2 separate regions of the Homo sapiens genome follow, and region 2 is linked to region 1. A link is a loop called in an ENCODE intact Hi-C map of the cell type or tissue named here. Cell type or tissue: sigmoid colon. All regions are shown on one strand. Each heading gives the region's core, and the rest is flanking DNA. Links, peaks and the distances in the headings are about the cores only.

Region 1 (9,229 bases), core at 474-8,473:
ACTCCTTGACCTCTGGAAATCTCACCCTCTTTCCAAACCTCAGAGTACACTTGTGAGGAAGAAAAGCTGGGAAATGTAGCCGCCTCTGTAATTCCATTCAGAAACTGAACTGTTAGCATGTCCACCTCTGCTTACTTAGTCAGTACTCCATCCAAGTTAGACTCATCTTGAGCCTTCAAGAAAACCCTTAGAGCAGTTTCCAAATGGGATTTATGTAAGAGAATGGGAAATGTGACCAATTATCTAGAGGCTCACATTTCTTTGTACATATATTATATTTGAGATTAATGGCACTTAAAGTCCATCCGTAGAAATATTTGCAGGTATTTGCAAAGTACTATCAGCATTTTCAATCATATGTGGGTTTATTAAAATGTTATTCTCAGGTTCCACCAGAACAACAGAACATTCATTGAGGGCTTACCTTAGACCACTCCAAGAGCGTTGCATATTTGTTAAACAAAAGATCTTTTGGCAGAAATGCTTACAATGCATGCGTATTTTTAGCATCTTAGGAACTACTGTGGACTGAGAACTGTGTTACACAGTAACCCAGTACAGCTCTTCCACAATGACTCTGGAAGCCACAGGTATCCTCTATCAGTACTTTGGGAGCTGTTAACATGTGGGTTTTACAAAAACCAAGGCTGTCACTTAACCATTAAACTGCAATTCCAATAAATACACACAGCTTGCTAGGGCAAAGGGTAATTTTCTAGGTTTTATATTCTACAGGATATACTTAAACACTAAAGCCTCAAGATTTTGTAACAAAAACTTATGGTTTTTTTGAAACCGGAAAATTGTGGTTCTGTTTTTCTCTTCTATTTTAATTAAGTTTACACCAATTTCATGCATTAATATCAAGTGTTTCTGGGGAAACTAACCTTTGACCCGGACGTCACTGTACCTCTGAAAGTGGTGGTAAGCAGCTTTCCAGGGGTTCCGATAGTGACGAAGCAAAGTAATGGGGGGTCTTGGACGCACTGGGACATATCTCACACCTTCCTCATCTGTTAAAGAGAAGACATTAAACAACTTAGTAACACTGTCAACAATCCTCAAAGTTCATTTCCAGTAAGTGAGGTACGAGTGAGGCTGACTATGTAACGAGCCTCTGGGTTGGACTCTGACTTTATTGGGAAGCATCATAACACAAGTCAGCCTGTGACCATTACCAATATACTCCTTGGGAGGAGACTTGCGCTTCTCAGCCTTCACCAGAAGACTCTTGGCAGTGGACTTCTCATCATCAGTGCTGTTTGTCTCCATCATGTCACCTTCTTCTGTTGAGATCACATGCTGTTGCTTTCGAGGCTTTTTCCTTGGGGAGGCACCAGGTGGTAGGTCACTTGTAGGCATGGACAAGTTGTTTGCCAGCAATGCAAGAGATGGAGACACAGTGTTGGTAGCCAGTGGAGGAACTGCTGTCATAGGAAAAGGAGCACACATATCTGTAAGAACTCAAAGATAACAGAAAGTTTCACTTCCTTCCTTCCAACAAAGATGATTAAGAAGACAGCACAGAGCACCAACATTTATTGTCTTCCTATGTGTCTGGCACTGTGCTAAGCACTCTGTGGCAGAAGCTGCAAACTCCTCCCTTATAGCCCATATCTTCATCTTCCTTAGGTCCAGGACGTCCTTTGACAAGGACACAATGATATTCAGCTAAAGAATGTACTTCCTAGCCTCCATTACAGGTGTGGTCATCTAAGATGGAAGTAGAAGTGTTTTGTAGCACTTTTAGCAAATTTCCAGGAGGGAGAGAGAGAGCAGGTGTGATCTCCTTGTCTTCTTTCTGTGATCCTGGAACTCAGACGAGATGGCTGCAGCATCAGCAGCTGTCCTGAATTAAGAGCATGAAGGTCAAATCCTAGGGGTGGTGGAGCAAAGAGGTGGAAGGAGCCTGGCTTTCTAATAATTTGATGAAGTCCACACACCATCCCTGAACTGTTTGCCTCAGGACTTGCTCCAAAGGAGATAACAGGACCTTATGAGTTAAGCTACTATTTTTCACACTTTTTAAACATAAATGCCTAGCAGGTAACCTATTAACTCATTATCGTAAAAATCATCTGAATAAGTAGGCATTATTATTATCCTCCAATTCACAGATGAGAAAATATGGCACAAGTCACACAAGTATGAAGTGGGCAAGCTGGGATTGACAGAGGCAGTCTGGCTTCAGAGCTTGCACTCTCACCGACCGCAGTGTGCTACCTCCAGATAAAAAGCATGTGTTGTGAGGACGTAAACATTTGCTTGAGCTTGTATGAATCATACATCTAGGAATTTAAAAATCATGTTAAGGGCTCACCTTAACTCTTATTTTCACTCTACCACATACTTGCCCTATTTTCCTCTACCCACTCTGCTGCCCACTCCCAACAGTCATACCCTAAACTTTCCTGTCACCATTAAATAGAAACTGCCTCACACCCAATCTGAATTTCTAGCATCCAACTCCCTAGGTAAATCCAACTCCCTTTCTAGGTTCCTCCCCTCGGTACTCAGCCTCCAGCACTTCTTAGGCCTACAAGGAACCTGTTCATCCGACCATGTTCCTGCAGTCACTCATCCCTCTCATGTCTATCCTCCCCCATCGCTAGGTCTGAACCCTATAATCACTGTATTCCTTTTCTTCCTTCATTGTCCCTTCCTTTTCTTGCTTTACTGTGCTCATTTAGCAAAAGGCCAAGAGGTTAAATCCTGTTCTCCAACCAGTCTGCACCTACGCAACTGAATGTCGCCAGAGGGAGACACACTACCATGCTGACTGGCCTCACTTGGACAACCCTATCTGTTAAGTCCAGTCTCTCTTGGGATGACTACTTCACACCTTCTTCTCCCTCAAACACTCGATGCCTCCTCCACCATCTGTACTCTCAGTGGATGGCCTTGCTTTCTATTTTACTGAAAAAGATAGATGCAATCACAAGAACATGTTCATCAAGTCCCACCACCTTATCTCCCCATCTCCACTGTGTCCCTATATTCTCCTTCTCTCCATGCTTTCAGCAAAGGCCAAACTCTTCAGCTACACACAAATCCCACCCACTCTCGCCTCCTCAAACAGTGCTCCAGGAATTCACAACTTTCTCCTGCATCATCAATTCTTCTCACTCTACTGGATCATTCCTATTAACATACAAAACTCTTATTTGTCCCATCTTAAAAAAATCTTCTTCTTGGCCAGGTGTGGTGGCTCACATAACCCTAGCACTTTGGGAGGCTGAGGCGGGCAGATCATAAGATCAGGAGTTCGAGACCAGCCTGGCCAACATGGTGAAACCCCATCTCTACTAAAAATATAAAAATTGGCTGGGTGTGGTGGCAGGTGCTTGTAATCCCCGCTACTCAGGAGGCTGAGGCAGGAGAATTGCTTGAAACCAGAAGGCAGAGGTTGCAGTGAGCCAAGATCACGCCACTGCACTCTAGCCTGGGCAAAAGAGCACAACTCCATCTTAAAAAAAAAAAAAAAAAAAATCTTCTTGACATCATGTCACTTCAAACACCTTTTTTCTCTTCCTTTAGAACAAATGCCTCAAACGTGCTGTTTATATATAATGTCTCTATCTCTCCTGGCTTTCTCCTGAACTTGCCCCCAGTCATGCTTTTACCCCATCATTACAGAAAAACTGCTTTTCTCAAGACCTCTGTGACTTCTGTTTGCCAAATCCAAAGGTCACTGCTCAGACCTCATCTTCCTTGATCTCTCAAGAGCATGTGATCCACCTGATCATTGTCTCCTCTCTGAAATATTTTTGTTCTTGCAACTTCCAGGACACCACATACTATAAGTGATATTCCTACCCTGTGTTCCCTCCATTCAGCCTCCTTTGCTGGACTTTACTTCCTCCCCCATCTCATGATAGCACAACACCATCCTAAGACTAGATCATGGACTGCTTCTGTCTTTATCAACATTCATTCCCTAGGTGATGTGAACGACTCATCCAGGCTCATGACTTTAAATACAATTTATATATATAATGACAACTCCCAAATTTGTATCTGCAACTTCATTTTCTATTCCAAAAGCCAGCCTCATAGATCCAACTATTTATTTGATGTCTACATTTGAAATGTCTAACAGACATCTGAAACTTACCCTATCAAAAACTAAACTCCTAATCTTTCCCTACAAAACATGGTCCTCCTGCAGGCTTTCCTAATTCAGCCAATGGCAACTCTATGGCTTCCAGTTGCTAAGGCCAAAAATCTTGGAAATTGTCCCAGATACTGTTCTCTCACACTCAACATCCAATCATTACACACTCTTAGCTCTACCTTAAAAACATAAACAGAATCCTACCACCTCACACCACTTCCGCTACTACTACCCTGGTTGAGCCTTCATTGCTCCTGGCAATTAATGCAACAGCCGCTTGACAGGTCTCCCCGATTCCATCCCTGTTCCCAGAGTCTGTTCTTTCCCCAGCAGCCAGAGTGTTTATCTTCAGTCCTAAGTGAGTGCTTGGCACTGCTCTGCTCACACTCCCTGCTCTGCTCCAACAGCTCCCTGCCAACCCCAGCAAAGCCAAAACCTTTACAACAGCCTGTGGGCCCTGTTCTACCATGATCTGATCCTGCTGCCTGCCACTCCCCTTATTACTTAGCTCCAGCGACCTTTGGTTCTTTGCTATATTTTGAGCACATCACGCATGCTCCTATCTCAAGATTTTTGTACTTACTGCTCTCTGGCCTGGAATACCCTTTCCCCGGATATCCTCATGGCCAGGAACTTCATTTCTTTAATGTCTCTACTCAATGGTCACTTCCTCAGTGAGGCTTTCTCCTAAAACTCTTTACACACATTCCAGCCCTGGCTACAGCTTTCCTTATATTTTGTCCCTGCTTTGTTTCTCCATAGAACTTATCACCCAAACATATATATACATACATACATACATATATAATTTAGTCATCTTTTTGCTTTTGTCTCCCTTGCTAGAATGTAAGACCTAAGAGGATAAAGCTGCATTTGTCTTACACAAAGTTGCATCGTCAGTGCCCAGAACAATTCCTGGAATAGACTCCTATAGGTTGAGGTAGGATTACAGGCAGTTTCCTAGCACAGAGAGGTAAAGGGAACCAGCGAAAAAGAGCAGGTGAGTAGCATAACTGAGGGTGCTTCATTTTTCCCTTCTGGATTACTCATGGTATCTTTTGAAGAAAGTGCCAAGGGTAAATATACCCACAGAAAGAGATTTCATGGCAGAATAAACAGATGAATAAATAAACAGTAGATTAAAAAAACTACAGACACAGCACAATCACACCTCTATCGGGCAAACAGCATGAGAAAGAAATGGAGGACTTCTCACTGAAATAGCAGGTAATACTGGGTACCAGAGCACAAATAACTTGCTTTCTTCTTTGGATTTGTTTATACTTCACACAGTTTGTATACTGAATATGTTACTTTTGTAGGAAAAACAAAATTCCACATAAATTATTAAAAAAAAAAAAGAAAGAAAACCTCTCAAGTGACTTGACTTTCTCAAACCGGAAGTTTGGAGTTAAGATGAAGTGGTAAAGGGAGAAATGAATTGTTTTAAGATTTTACTAATCACATATAGGTTTTTCAGCAACACAAATCTTACTTGATTGTATAACAAGGCAATGAAACTTGGAATAAATAGTACTAAAGCCATATTGTGCCTCCTTTTACATAGTAGTATTTTCTTAATACTACTTTCTTAATACTACTAGGCATGGAAGGAAACTATGTTGAAGGATATCCATGGGGAAATATTAATCTCTTTCATGATTTTGGCCAGAAATTAAACTTTATTACAAAAGGGAAGCAAAGTAGTTTTACTTTTCACAATGAGTTTACTGCTTTCTTCTACTTATCAAAAACTAATGACATGCAACATCTAAAATGGGTTATCAGGGAGTCTTGGCTGAGGGTTACAGAAGAATCTGGATGCTGGAGGAGAATTAGGGAAGGGGAAGAGGCAATTGCCAATGGAGAGTATTCTATGGACGGACTTACCAGAAACTGGCCTCATGATATCCATTGGTTCTACTTCTTCTTTCACTTTAATTTCAGGAACGGGAGGGCCCAAGACGGAGGAAAGACTGCCACCCACAGTGACTGATGGAGGTGGTGCAGCTGCAATGGTGGTGATGGGTGGAGTGATGGGGACCGCTCCAGGAATGGTTGAAAGGGCAACGGCTGGTTGTGACGGGGGACTGGCTGCTGCAATCATAGTTGGAATGGTCGGTGGGGGCTGCTGGGCAGTTGGAGGGACGGCAATGGTAGGCTGATCATTATTTTGATTGGATACAGTCTCCATGGACACAGTGACCGGAGTGGCCATAGACACGTGGATTTCAGACTTGGGTTTGGCACTAAAACACAAAAGAAAAGCACATGTAGCAAATAAGAAAAAAACTGCCTTCATCTACAACATCTCAGAGGATGAGTATTTGTCCAATTATTTCTGTCCAGCACACTGCACAATTTATACTCTATTTCCTTTTTTTAAATTTTTAATTTTAAAAAAATTTTGAGACAGGGTCTCACTCTGTTACCCATGCTGGAGTGAAGTGGCGTGATCTTGGCTCACCGCAACCTCTGTCTTCTGGGCTCGAGGGATTCTCCCACCTCATCCTCCCGAGTAGCTGAGACTACAGGTGTGTGCCACCATGCCAGGCTAATTTTTGTATTTTTTTGTGGAGATGGGGTTTCACCATGTTGCCCAGGCTGATCTCCAACTCCTGAACTCAAGTGATCCGCCTGCCTCGGCCTCCCAAAGTGATGGGATTACAGGTGTGAGCCACCACACCCAGCTCTAATACTCTATTCCTTGACTTTAAAGTTTAACAAAGCAATTTTAAATGGAAATCAGGTTTTAAAGATATACTGTATGTCCTGCTCCCAAGTTTTTATAAGCAGTAATAAAATTAACTAAGAAAATAACACTTTAAAGAACTCAAAGTCATATCGTCATAGCACAACCAATTTTCATAATATTAATGTATCTTTTCTCCCAGAATTCCTTAATATATATGTTGTCTTTGGAGTTGTTATTTTTCTGTTTTTTTTTCTTTTCTTTCTCTTTAGCTACAGTTGTAATTGAGAGGGACTGAGGTTGAGCTGATTACTAATGGCCAATGCCTAATCAACCATTCCTGTATAAATGGAATTTCCATAAAAACTCTAAAAGACTGGGTTCAGGAGCTTCTGGGATAGCTAGCACGTGGAAATTCCTGGAGGGCAGGCGTGCCTGGAGAGGCCATGGAAGCTTCATGTCCCTTCTCCCAGGCCTTATGCTTCTGTTCCATTTGGTTGGTCATCTGCATCCTCTGTAATAGCCTTTATGAAAATAGGTTAGTGTACGTAAAGTGTTTTCCTGAGTTCTGTGTGCTGTTCTAGCAAATTAATCAAACTTATGCATGGGAACTAGCTGGTCAGAAGAACAAGTAAAACCACCTGGGGCTTGCATTTGGCGTTGAAAGTTGGGTGCAGTCTTCCGCATGTTCTCACTCATAGGTGGGAATTGAATAATGAGAACACTTGGACACAGGAAGGGGAACATCACACACCAGGGCCTGTCATGGGGTGGGGGGAGGGGGAGGGACAGCATTAGGAGATCTACCTAATGTAAATGATGAGTTAATGGGTGCAGCACACCGACATGGCGCATGTAGACATATGTAACAAACCTGCACATTGTGCACATGTACCCTAGAACTTAAAGTATAATAAAAAAAAAAAAAAAAAAAAAGAAAGTTGGGTGCAGTCTTGTGGGACTGAGCCCTCAACCTGTGAGATCTGACACTATCTCCAAGTGTCATAATTGAATTGGAGGGCACCCACCTGGTGTCTTCTGCAAAACTGATTGGTTGGTTGCTGGGGAGAAATCCTTCCCCACTTCTTACTAACCAAAGGTCACAGAAGTTTCTGTGTTGTTGTTGAGTGAGAGAAGACAAAAACAAAAACATTTTGGTTTTTACTCTTATATTCTCAGATGAGAAATTGTATACTTGGGATTTTCAACCTATAGAAATGAAAATATTGAGTTGGGCACAGTGGCTCATGCCTATAAATTCCCAGCAGTTTGGGAAGCTGAGGCGGAAGAATCATCTGAGGCCAGGAGATCGAGACCAGCCTGGGCAAAATAGTAAGACCCCATTTCTTAAAAAATTTTTTTTAATTAGCCAGGTGCACTGGCATACACCTGTAGTTCCAGCTACTAAGGAGGCTGAGGCAGGAGAATTACTAGTGCCCAGGAGTCTGAAGTTGCAATGAGCTATAATTGTAACACTGGCACTCCAGCCTGGGCAACAGAGGGACTAGAAGTTCTGGAATACAAAAGTGTAAAGGCTGAAAGGGGAAAAAAAAGAAAAAACACTAGAGTCTGAACTGTATATTTGAATAGGCATAAGAAAGAACTGGCTAGGCGTGGTGACTCACGCCTATAATCCCAGTGCTTTGGGAGGCCATGGCAGGAAGATCGCTTGAGCCCAGGAATTTGACACCAGCCTAGTTAACATAGGGAAACCCCAAAACTACAAAAACAGAAACACTAGCTGGGCGTGGTGGTGTATGCCTGTGGTCCTAGCGACTCTGGAGGCTGAAGAGCAGGAGGACTGCTTGAGCCTGGGAGGTTGAGGCCGCAATGAGTTATGATGGCACCACTGAACTCCAGCCACAACAGAGCGAGACCCTGCCTCTTAAAAAAAAAAAAAAGATAAGTTATGGCAAAATATTAAAAGTTACATATGTTTGATTACTATTATTTTCTCTATTTTCTCAGACATTTACAGATTTTCATATTGAGAAGGCTTTAAGATAAAGTTGAAGATATCTAGAAAGAAAAAGAGAGAAGAGAGACAGTAAATAAGAGAGAAAAAATAAAAAAAATCAATTCTAGAAGTTCACCTGACAAATAAGAGTTTCCCCAAAAAAAGGAGGAGATGGAAATTGAGTAGCAGAAAACAAATCATGAAAGAAATAATACATTAAGATTTCCCTGTACCGACCAATACAAGTTTTCAGACTGAAGAGACCACTGAGTATACAGCACATATAAAACCAACCAACTGGTACAACAAACCACCATGGCACATGTATACCTATGTAACAAACCTGCATGTTCTGCACATGTATCCCAGAACTTAAAGTATAAAAAAAGGCTGGGCACAGTGGCTCACGCCTGTAATCCCACCACTTTGGGAGGCCAAAGCAGGAGGATCACGAGGTCAGGAGTTC
Region 2 (9,229 bases), core at 358-8,357, 52 kb before region 1:
CACTGCAACCTCAGTCTCCTGGGTTCAAGCAATTCTTCTACCTCAACCTCACGAGTAACTGGGATTACAGGCGTGTGCCACCTTGCCCGACTAATTTTTGTATTTTTAGTAGAGACGAGGTTTCGCCATGTTGGCCAGGCTGGTCTGGAACTCCTGACCTCAGGTAATCCGCATGCCTCAGCTTCCTAAAGTGCTGGGATTACAGGCGTGAACCACTGCACCCAGTCTTTTTTTTCTTTTTTTTTTTTTTGAGACAGGGTCCCAATCTGTCCCCTAGGCTGGAGTACAGTGACTTGATCACAGCTCACTGCAGCCTTGAACTCCTGAGCTTAAGCAATCCTCCTGCCTCAGCCTCCCGAGTACGTGGGACTACAGGTGTGTACCACTACACCTGGCTTTTTTTTTTAACTTTTAGTAGAGATGAGGCCTCTCTATGTTTCCCAGGCTGGTCTCAAACTACTGGCCTCCCAAAATGCTGGGATTACAGACATGAGCCACCTTGCCCAGCCAACATTTTCTTAAAACCTAAACATATACTACAATATGACCTGGTAGTTGCACCTCTGGACACTTATCCCAAAGCAATGAAAACTTAGGTCTGCACAGAAACCCTTACATAATTGTTCATAGCAGCTTTATTTGCAATAGTGGAAAACTGGAAAGAGCCCAGATGTCCTTCAACAGGTGAGTTGTTAAACAAGCCAGTACATCCACACCATGGAATACTACTCAGCAACAAGAAGGAATAAACTCTTGATAAACCCAACAACTTGGATGGATCTCAAGGGCATTATGCTGAGTGAAAAAGCCCATTTTGACCTAAAGGGTGTAATTGCCTTTATATAACATTCTTGAAAGGACAAAATTTTTGGAGACCAGATTAGTGGTTGCCAGGAATTAGGGATGGTAGGGAGAAGAGGGTGTAGGTGTGACTATAAAGGCATTGCTCAAGGGAGATCTTTGACCACAGTTGTGGTCACCCTGATCTACCTACGTGATGAAATGACATTGAACTATACACACTATCTCTGCCAGTGTCAATTTCCTGCTTTTGATATAGTTATGGAAAATACAACCAATGGGAGAAAGTGGATTGGTCCATGGGACCAACTGAAAATGCTGTTTCTTTGCAACTTTCAGTGAATCCATAATTATTTCAAAATAAAAAGTGAAAAAACAAAAACAAAACAAAACAAAAAACCTTAGCGAAAAACAAAAGAAATGTAGCTTGCATCGGTATCAGGTAGGAGCAGCTATATAAATTGTGGGGCCACCCAGCCTCGTCTTTGTACCAGGGAGAGCAGAGCAACTCTTATCATTGACGGCAGGAAGTCAACACCAAGATGAGTTTAAATAAACAGACCTTATTAAAATAGCCCTTAACTTCCCCAATCTATTTCCTGGTCACTTTCCCACAGTTTATCATCTTTGAAGCCCAAATCCTCTCTCCTCTGTTAAAAGGGTATAAAGCCTCCAGTATAACCACGTCTTTGAGTTTCACTTCTGTTAATTCCCCTACACGTAATAATAAAAACTATGTGCTGCCGGGCGGAGTGGCTCACGCCTGTAATCCCAGCACTTTGGGAGGCCGAGGCAGGCGGATCACCTAAGGTCAGGAGTTCGAGACCAGCCTGGCCAAGATGGTGAAACCCCATCTCTACTAAAATACAAAAAATTAGCTGGGTGTGGTGGCGCACGCCTGTAGTCCCAGCTACTTGGGAGGCTGAGGCAGGGGAATCGCATGAACCCGGGAGGTGGAGTTTGCAGTGACCTGAGATCGCACCACTGCACTCCAGCCTGGCAACAGAGTAAGACTCCGTCTCAAAAAAACAAGCAAACAAGAAAACAAAAACCCAAAACCAAAACTATGTGCCTTTTCTCCTGTTAATCTGCCTTTTGTTATTTTAATCCACAGGCCCACAGACACTGAACCTAAGACGAAAGGAAAAGTTTTTCCTCCTTGACACCCCTAAAACTACTGTATTATAACAAGCTATATCACTGGATTTTATACTTCAGTCCCATAGACTTCAACTACTTTAGCAGACAGTTACTCCTCAAATTCTTGTTACAAAGGGACACTTTTCTTGAGCTATTTCAGGAACCTTAGCAGGAGGAGGGAACTGTCCCGAGATATCCTAATTAAATACCTTATCACATAATTGTAAAAGAAGCGATTCTAAAAAAATAAATACCCTGGCTAGTGCTGCGTGCGGCACAGCCCAGTAATTCCAGCACTTTCGGAGGCCTAGGCAGGAGGATAGCTTGAGCCCAGGAGTTTGAGACCAGCATAGGCCATATAGGGAGACCTTATCTCTACAGAAAATTTAGGTGTGGTGGTGTGCACCTGTAGTCTCAGCTACCAGGGGATGCTGAGGTGGGAGATTTGCTTGAGTCTGGGACTTCCAGGCTGCAGTGAACCATGATTGCACCACTGCACTCCAGCTTGGGAGGCAAAGCGAGACCCTGCTTCAAAATAAATAGATAAATAAATACCCCCCTTGAATTCTTTTATTACAGGAAAAGAGGCAAGATTGAAGATGTGTTTGAGCATCTGCTTGTTCATTCATGCATTGATTCAAAAGGCTTTTTGAGATGGAGTCTTGCTCTGTTGCCCAGGCTGGAGCACAGTGGCATGATCTTGGCTCACTGCAACCTCTGCCTCCTGGGTTCAAGTGATTCTCCTGCCTCAGCCTCCAGAGTAACTGGGACTATAGGCGTCTGCCACCACGCCTGGCTAATTTTTGTATTTTTAGTAGAGATGAGATTTCACCATGTTGGCCAGGCTGGTGTCAAACTCTTGACCTCAGATGATCTGCCTGCCTCGGCCTCCCAAAGTGCTGGGATTATAGGCGTGAGCCACCACACCTGGTCATCAATCAAAAGGCTTTTTTAAAGAAGGTTATAAAAATTGATACATTATGTTTTCTTTTATTAATACCGATTTTAGTTTTGTGAAAGTTGTCAGGATAAAAATGAAGTCACCTGTGTTTTGGAAAACCCTGACACATAGAATCAGAGAAGGCTATGAAGAGAGGGTTCAAGCTTGTCTGCCTGATAACAAAAACTATCACGAAAGACTCTGCAAGCCTGGGCGTGGTGGCTCACGCCTGTAATCCCAGCACTTTGGGAAGCCAAGGTGGGAGGACCACTTGAAGCCTAGAGTATGAGACCAGCCTGGCCAACATGGTGAGACCTCATCTGTATTTTTTTTTTTTTTTTAAGAAAAAAGACTGCAAAAACCACAGCATTGCACAAAGACTGTTGCGATCTTGCACAAAAGATACTTCTGCAGGGACATCTAGGCAGCAACTGCCTGTGTAACCTTGGGCTGGTGCCACCCTACTATTAATCCTTGCGGCCAAGGATCATGAGCTCAAAACAATGTGTAATCATTATTCTTTCCTTTTTTTTTTTTTTTTTGAGATGGAGCTTTGCTCTGTTGCCCAGGCTGGAGTGCAGTGGCATGATCTTGGCTCACTGCAACCTCCGCCTCCCGGGTTCGAGCAATTCTCCTGCCTCAGCCTCCTGAATAGCTGGGATTACAGGCACATGCCACCATGCCTGGCTAATTTTTTTGTATTTTTAGTAGAGACGGGATTTCAACTTGTTGGCCAGGCTGGTCTTGAACTCCCAACCTCAGGTGATCTGCTCGCCTTGGCCTCCCAAAGTGCTGGGATTACAGACTTGAGCCACCGCGCATGGCAAAAACATATTATGTATATATATATATATATATATATATATATATACACACACACATAATTTTATATAGACACAGGGTCTCACTATGTCACCCAGGCTGGTCTTGAGCTCCTGGGCTCAAGCGATCCACCTGCCTTGGCCTTCCAAAGTGCTGGAATTACAGGTGTGAGCCACCGCGCCCGGCCTGTCCAGGGGATTCTAAAGCCACCAAGGTTTGAGAAGCATGAGCTGCTGTTATGGACTGAATTGTGTCTCCCAGCACCACACAATCTGTCGGTTAAAGCCCTAGACCCTAGTGCAACTGTATCTGGAGGTAGGATCTTCAGGAGGTAATTAAGGTTAAATGAGGCCATCAGGGTGGAGCTCTAATCTGACAGGATTGTAGCCTTATAAGAAGAGGAAGGAGTGGCCGGGTGCAGTGGCTCATGCCTGTAATACCAGCACTTTGGGAGGTCAAGGTGGGTGGATCACGAGGTCAGGAGTTCAAGACCAGCCTGGCCAATATGGCAAAACCCTGTCTCTACTAAAAATACAAAATTAGCCAGGCATGGTGGCTTGCATCTGTAATCCCAGCTACTTGGGAGGCTGAGGCAGGAGAATCGCTTGAACCGGGGAGGCGGAGGTTACAGTGAGCCGAGGTTGAACCACTGCACTCCAGCCTAGCCTAGGCAACAAAGTGAGATTCCACCTAAAAAAAAAAAAAAAAAAAGAAGAGGAAGGGAGATATCCCCACCCCAGTCCTGCCCTGTGACGACACAGGGAGAAGGCTGCTGCCAGCAAGCCAGGAAGAGGGTCCTCAGCAGAGCCAAGTTGGCCAGTGCCCTGATCTTGGATTGCTGGCCCCCAGAACTGCAAGAAACGAATGCCTGTTGCTTGACCATTCAGTCTGCAGGATTTTGTTAAAGCAGCCCAGGATGGCCAAGACAGCTTTGGAAATGAAAATGGCCACTGTTCGCTACGGAGAAGAGACCCTCATTCTAGACTTGTGACTCTCCAATTCTGCACTCCCATTTAATTTCCCCAGTGCTCTATTTAGAACATATCCTCAGGGCCTGCCGATGCTAGTCACTCTCTGGAAGCCTTGCTTCTAGAACTCCTGGGAAATTTCAGCTCTGGCACAGACAGCTCTGGCCTTCACGTCAGGAGGCCTGGATTTGTGCCCGAGCTTTGCTGCTTTGCCTTCAAATAAGACTCTTTCCAGCTCTGGTCTCAGTCTCCTCATTTGTAGAATAAAGGAATTGGATTAAATTTAGGGTATTTAACCAAACACCGCATGTTCTCACTCATAGGTGGGAATTGAACATGAGAACACTTGGACACAGGGTGGGGAACATCACACACCAGGGCCTGTCGTGGGGTGGGGGTAGGGGGGAGGGATAGCATTAGGAGATATACCTAATGTAAACGATGAGTTAATGGGTGCAGCACACCAACATGGCACATGTATACATATGTAACAAACCTGCACGTTGTGCACATGTACCCTAGAACTTAAAGTATAATAATAAAAAAAATTTAGGGTTTTTAACTCCTGAGCAGCAAAATCCTCTTTTCAAAAAAAATCTTCTGTGGACTCCAAATATGAATACCCAACAGTAGGCCGGGCGCAGTGGCTCACACCTGCAATCCCAGCACTTTGGGAGGCCAAGGCGGGTGGATCACAAGGTTAGGAGTTCAAGACCAGCCTGGCCAACATAGTGAAACCCCGTCTCTACTAAAAATACAAAAATTAGCTAGGTGTGGTGGTGGGTGCCTGTAATCCCAGCTATTTGGGAGGCTGAGGCAGGAGAATCGCTTGAACCCAGGAGTCGGAGGTTGCACTGAGCCGAGATCGCGCCACTGCACTCCAGCCTGGGCGACATACTGAGACTATGTCTCAAAAAAAAAAACAGTCAGGCCTCCTGAGTGGAGGAAGGAGAAGGGTGCGGCTTCTGGCTCTCTGGCACCTGGGGGCTCCTGAGAAATGGTTCCTATGGCTTGTGGCTGGGGCAGACTTGCCTGGTGCCCGATGTCCTGGCATAGTGAGGAATGACACACGTGTCACTCTGAAAGCCCCTGGGGTGGACACTGGCACATCAGCACAGGATGCCACCCGGCGTGCACCCCACTCTGCCTGCCAGCCATTTCTCAAGTTGGCTTGGCTATTACCGGATGAGAAGGGAACCCCAGAATACACCCAAAACAATCTCTCAAGTTCAAGAAAAACTATGTGGCTGAGCTTCCCCTTAACCGAAAAGGAGTCAGCTAACAAAAGAGAGAGGAATAAAGCCCCAAAGAAAAAAACATAATAAAAAACCCTCAAGGATATTACAAGTGTTCCCTCCATCACTTTATTCAGCCATCAAAAATTATGCTGGAAAGACTCATTCCATGATATGGAAAACTGTGTCTTTGATGTAAGTTTCAGTCAAGAAAGAATAAAAAAATTTATGTACAGTTTTATCACAACTATAAAAAAAGGCATATATGGCTGGGCACGGTGGCCCACACCTGTAATCCCAGTACTTTGGGAGGCCGAGGCGGACGGATCACCTGAGGTCAGGAGTTCAAGAGCAGCCTGGCCAACGTGGTGAAACCCCGTCTCTACTAATAATACAAAAATTAGCTGTGTGTGGTGGCCGGCGCCTGTAATCCCAGCTACTTGAGAGGCTGAGGTAGGAGAATCGCTTGAACCTGGGAGGTGGAGGTTGCAGTGAGCCAAGATCACGCCACTGCATTCCAGCCTGGGTGACAGAGCAAGACTTTCTCAAAAAAAAAAAAAGAAAAGAAAAGAAAAGAAAAAAGGCATATATACACTTTATTTTTATTTATTTATTTTTTTAAAGACAGGATCTGGCTGTGTCTCCCAGGCTGAAGTGGCCAATCTTGGCTCACTGCAACCTCTGCCTCCCAGGTTCAAGTGATCCTCCCATCTCAGCCTCTCGAGTAGCTGGGACCACAGGCATGCGCCACCACACCTGGCTATTTTTTAAATTTTTTGTAAAGATGGGGTTTCACTATGTTGCCCAGGCTGGTCTTGAACTCCTGGGCTCAAGCACTCGGGCTGCCTTGGCCTCCCAAAGTGCTGGGATTACAGGTGTGAGCCACCATGCCCGGCCATTTACATATTTTAAAGAGACAGAAGGAAACAGAATAATGGCCACAAACAAGGGCTTTGTGGAGACCCAAGATCAAAGTCCCATCTCTGCAATTTTATTAGTTGTATGACTTGGGGCAAGTCAGTTCCCCACAATAAGTCTCAGTATTCGCACCTGAAAAATGGGTACAGATGGTAATGGAGACAGAACATCACAACAGTGTTGGCTGCACACATAACAAGTAATAGCAGCTCTATTGCTATGAGTGATGATAAGATATTACTAGTGTTTATCCCTGCATAAGGTTTTAAGAGACTTATTTGTCCTCTCAATTCCTATAATGGGCATACATTTATAATAGTTTAAAAAGAAAGAAGTTAAAAGAAGTGCTCTGCCAGGCATGACGGCTCACATCCGCAATCCCAGCACTTTGGGAGGCCAAGGCAGGAGGATCACTTGAGACCAGAAGTTCAAGACCAGCCTGGGAAAAATAATAAGACCTCATCTCTCCAAAAAAATTTAAAAATTAGCCAGGCGTGGTGGTGTGCGCCTATAGTCCCAGCTACTCGGGAGGATTGCTTGAGCCCAGGAGTCCGAGGCTACAGTGAGCTATGATTGTGCCACTGCACTCCAGACTGGGTAAGAGAGTGAGACCCTGTCTCTAAAAACAAAAGGAAGTGCTCTAGGAAGAAATGCTGTGCCTGTATGAGAACCTGTCTTCCTGCCAGAATGAGAAGAGCCCAGAGCCTGCAGCACTCTGGAAGGAGAAGCAGGGTGCTCTGGGCTCCGGACTCTGGAGTTAAGTTGGAGGCAGGGGATGTGACAGTGCATGCACAAGCCAAGGGCAGGTGATGGCAACAATCCCCACTTGCTCCTTTCACTTAGAAATAAATTGTGGGGGCCGGGCTCGGTGGCCCGCGCCTGTAATCCCAGCACTTTGGGAGGCTGAGGCAGGCGGATCACCTGAGGTCAGGAGTTCAAGACCAGCCTGGACAACATGGTGAAACCCCATCTCTAAAAAAAATACAAAAATTAGCCGGGCTGGTAGTGTGTGCCTGTAATCCCAGCTACTCGGGAGGCTGAGGCAGGAGAATCGCTTGAACCCGGGAGGCGGAGGTTGCAGTGAGCCAAGATTGCACTGCTGCACTCTAGCCTGGGTGACAGAGTGAGACTCTGTCTCAAAAAAAAGAAAAAAAGAAGCAAATTGTGGAGTAGTCCAACTAATTGGAGGGAGTAGCTGTCTACGGACAGTGAAAAAAAGTAAAACCAAAAAAGCCCAGTGAAAGCGGAGGTAAAACAGGGGAACGTGAGAGATGTGATCCAACTCATGGCCCCGTGGGAGGGCAGCGCTCCCGAACCCAAGCTGAGCTGGTGTTCATAGGCACCCAGTGCTGGGCTCACAGCATCTGGCAAATATTAGGCAAGCTGACAGGAAAACACTGATGTTGGATCTGACAGGTGTATTCATTTGCTACTGTGGTTTAACCAGCAGAAATTTATTTTTTTCACTGTGCTGAAACTGGAAGTAAAAGAGAAAGGTCTCGGCAGGTCGGTTTTTCCCGAGGCCTCTGCCCTCGGTTTGCAGCTGGCACCTTCTTGCTGTTCCTCACACAGTCACCCTTGGATCTGTGTGGTGTCTGTGTCCTAATCGCCCCTGCTTACAAGGCCACCAGCTACACTGGACTACCCGCTCACATGATCTCATTTTACCTTACTTATCTCTTTAAAGCCCCGTCTCCAAATACAATCACACAGTGGGGTACTAGGGCTGGGAATGCCACATGTGAATTTGGGTGGGGAGGCAGGTCCGTCAAGAACAACAAGCATAACCAGACCCACTGAGTGAGGCTCAGGCACTTCCGCTAGAAAAAATGACACCAGGGTGGTCCCATGATAGGACAAACCCTATGAGACATAACATTGTATAAAACACAATTTGCCGGCCAGGCGCGGTGACTCAAACCTGTAATCCCAGCACTTTGGGAGGCTGAGGCGGGTGGATCACATGGTCAGGAAATCAAGACCATCCTGGCCAACGTGGTGAAACCCCGTCTCTACTAAAAATACAAAAAAATTGGTTGGGTGTGGTGGCGGGTGCCTGTAATCCCAGCTACTCGGGATGCTGAGGCAGGAGAATTGCTCAAACCAGGGAGTCGGAGGATGCAGTGAGCTGAGATCACACCACTGCACCCCAGCCTGGCAACAGAGCGAAACTCCGTCTCAAAAACAAAAAACAATTTGCTATCCCTTGTTTGTGGGAGGGAGTCTCTAAATCTTCAGAATTTTCTCAGTAATAGGATGTCTTTGTTATTCGTGGGCCCCTTTGAAACGACCTGAGTGTATGCTGAAGGCAGATGATTCAGGATGGGGCTGGTCCTAGAAAGACCAACGGTGTGATTGGAGGGCTGGGGTTTGAGCCAGCCGGAACTCCGCAGAGGCGAGGGGCT

Evidence for each region. Peaks named below come from ENCODE experiments on the same cell type or tissue, not always from the same donor. Only the 100,000 strongest peaks of a DNase experiment are listed, where the experiment ranks them.
Region 2: a loop joins it to region 1, with 3 times the contacts of the local background. A loop is called at or near these places in 8 of 110 quality-filtered maps.

What each region holds. Positions count from the first base shown.
Region 1 is chr2:127,948,982-127,958,210 of GRCh38, forward strand. It overlaps SAP130 (Sin3A associated protein 130), which reads right to left. Exons shown (of 21, transcript NM_001330301.2): 16 at 6,005-6,363; 17 at 1,179-1,427; 18 at 888-1,013. Among named protein-coding and RNA genes, the nearest start is that of AMMECR1L, 68 kb to the left of the region's middle. In sigmoid colon, for the core only: no CTCF peak of the experiment used is centred there; a DNase peak (open chromatin) is centred at 4,500; H3K27ac peaks cover 435 bases.
Region 2 is chr2:127,897,055-127,906,283 of GRCh38, forward strand. No RefSeq gene overlaps it. Among named protein-coding and RNA genes, the nearest start is that of AMMECR1L, 16 kb to the left of the region's middle. RefSeq lists an enhancer at 8,752-9,229. In sigmoid colon, for the core only: no CTCF peak of the experiment used is centred there; a DNase peak (open chromatin) is centred at 4,847.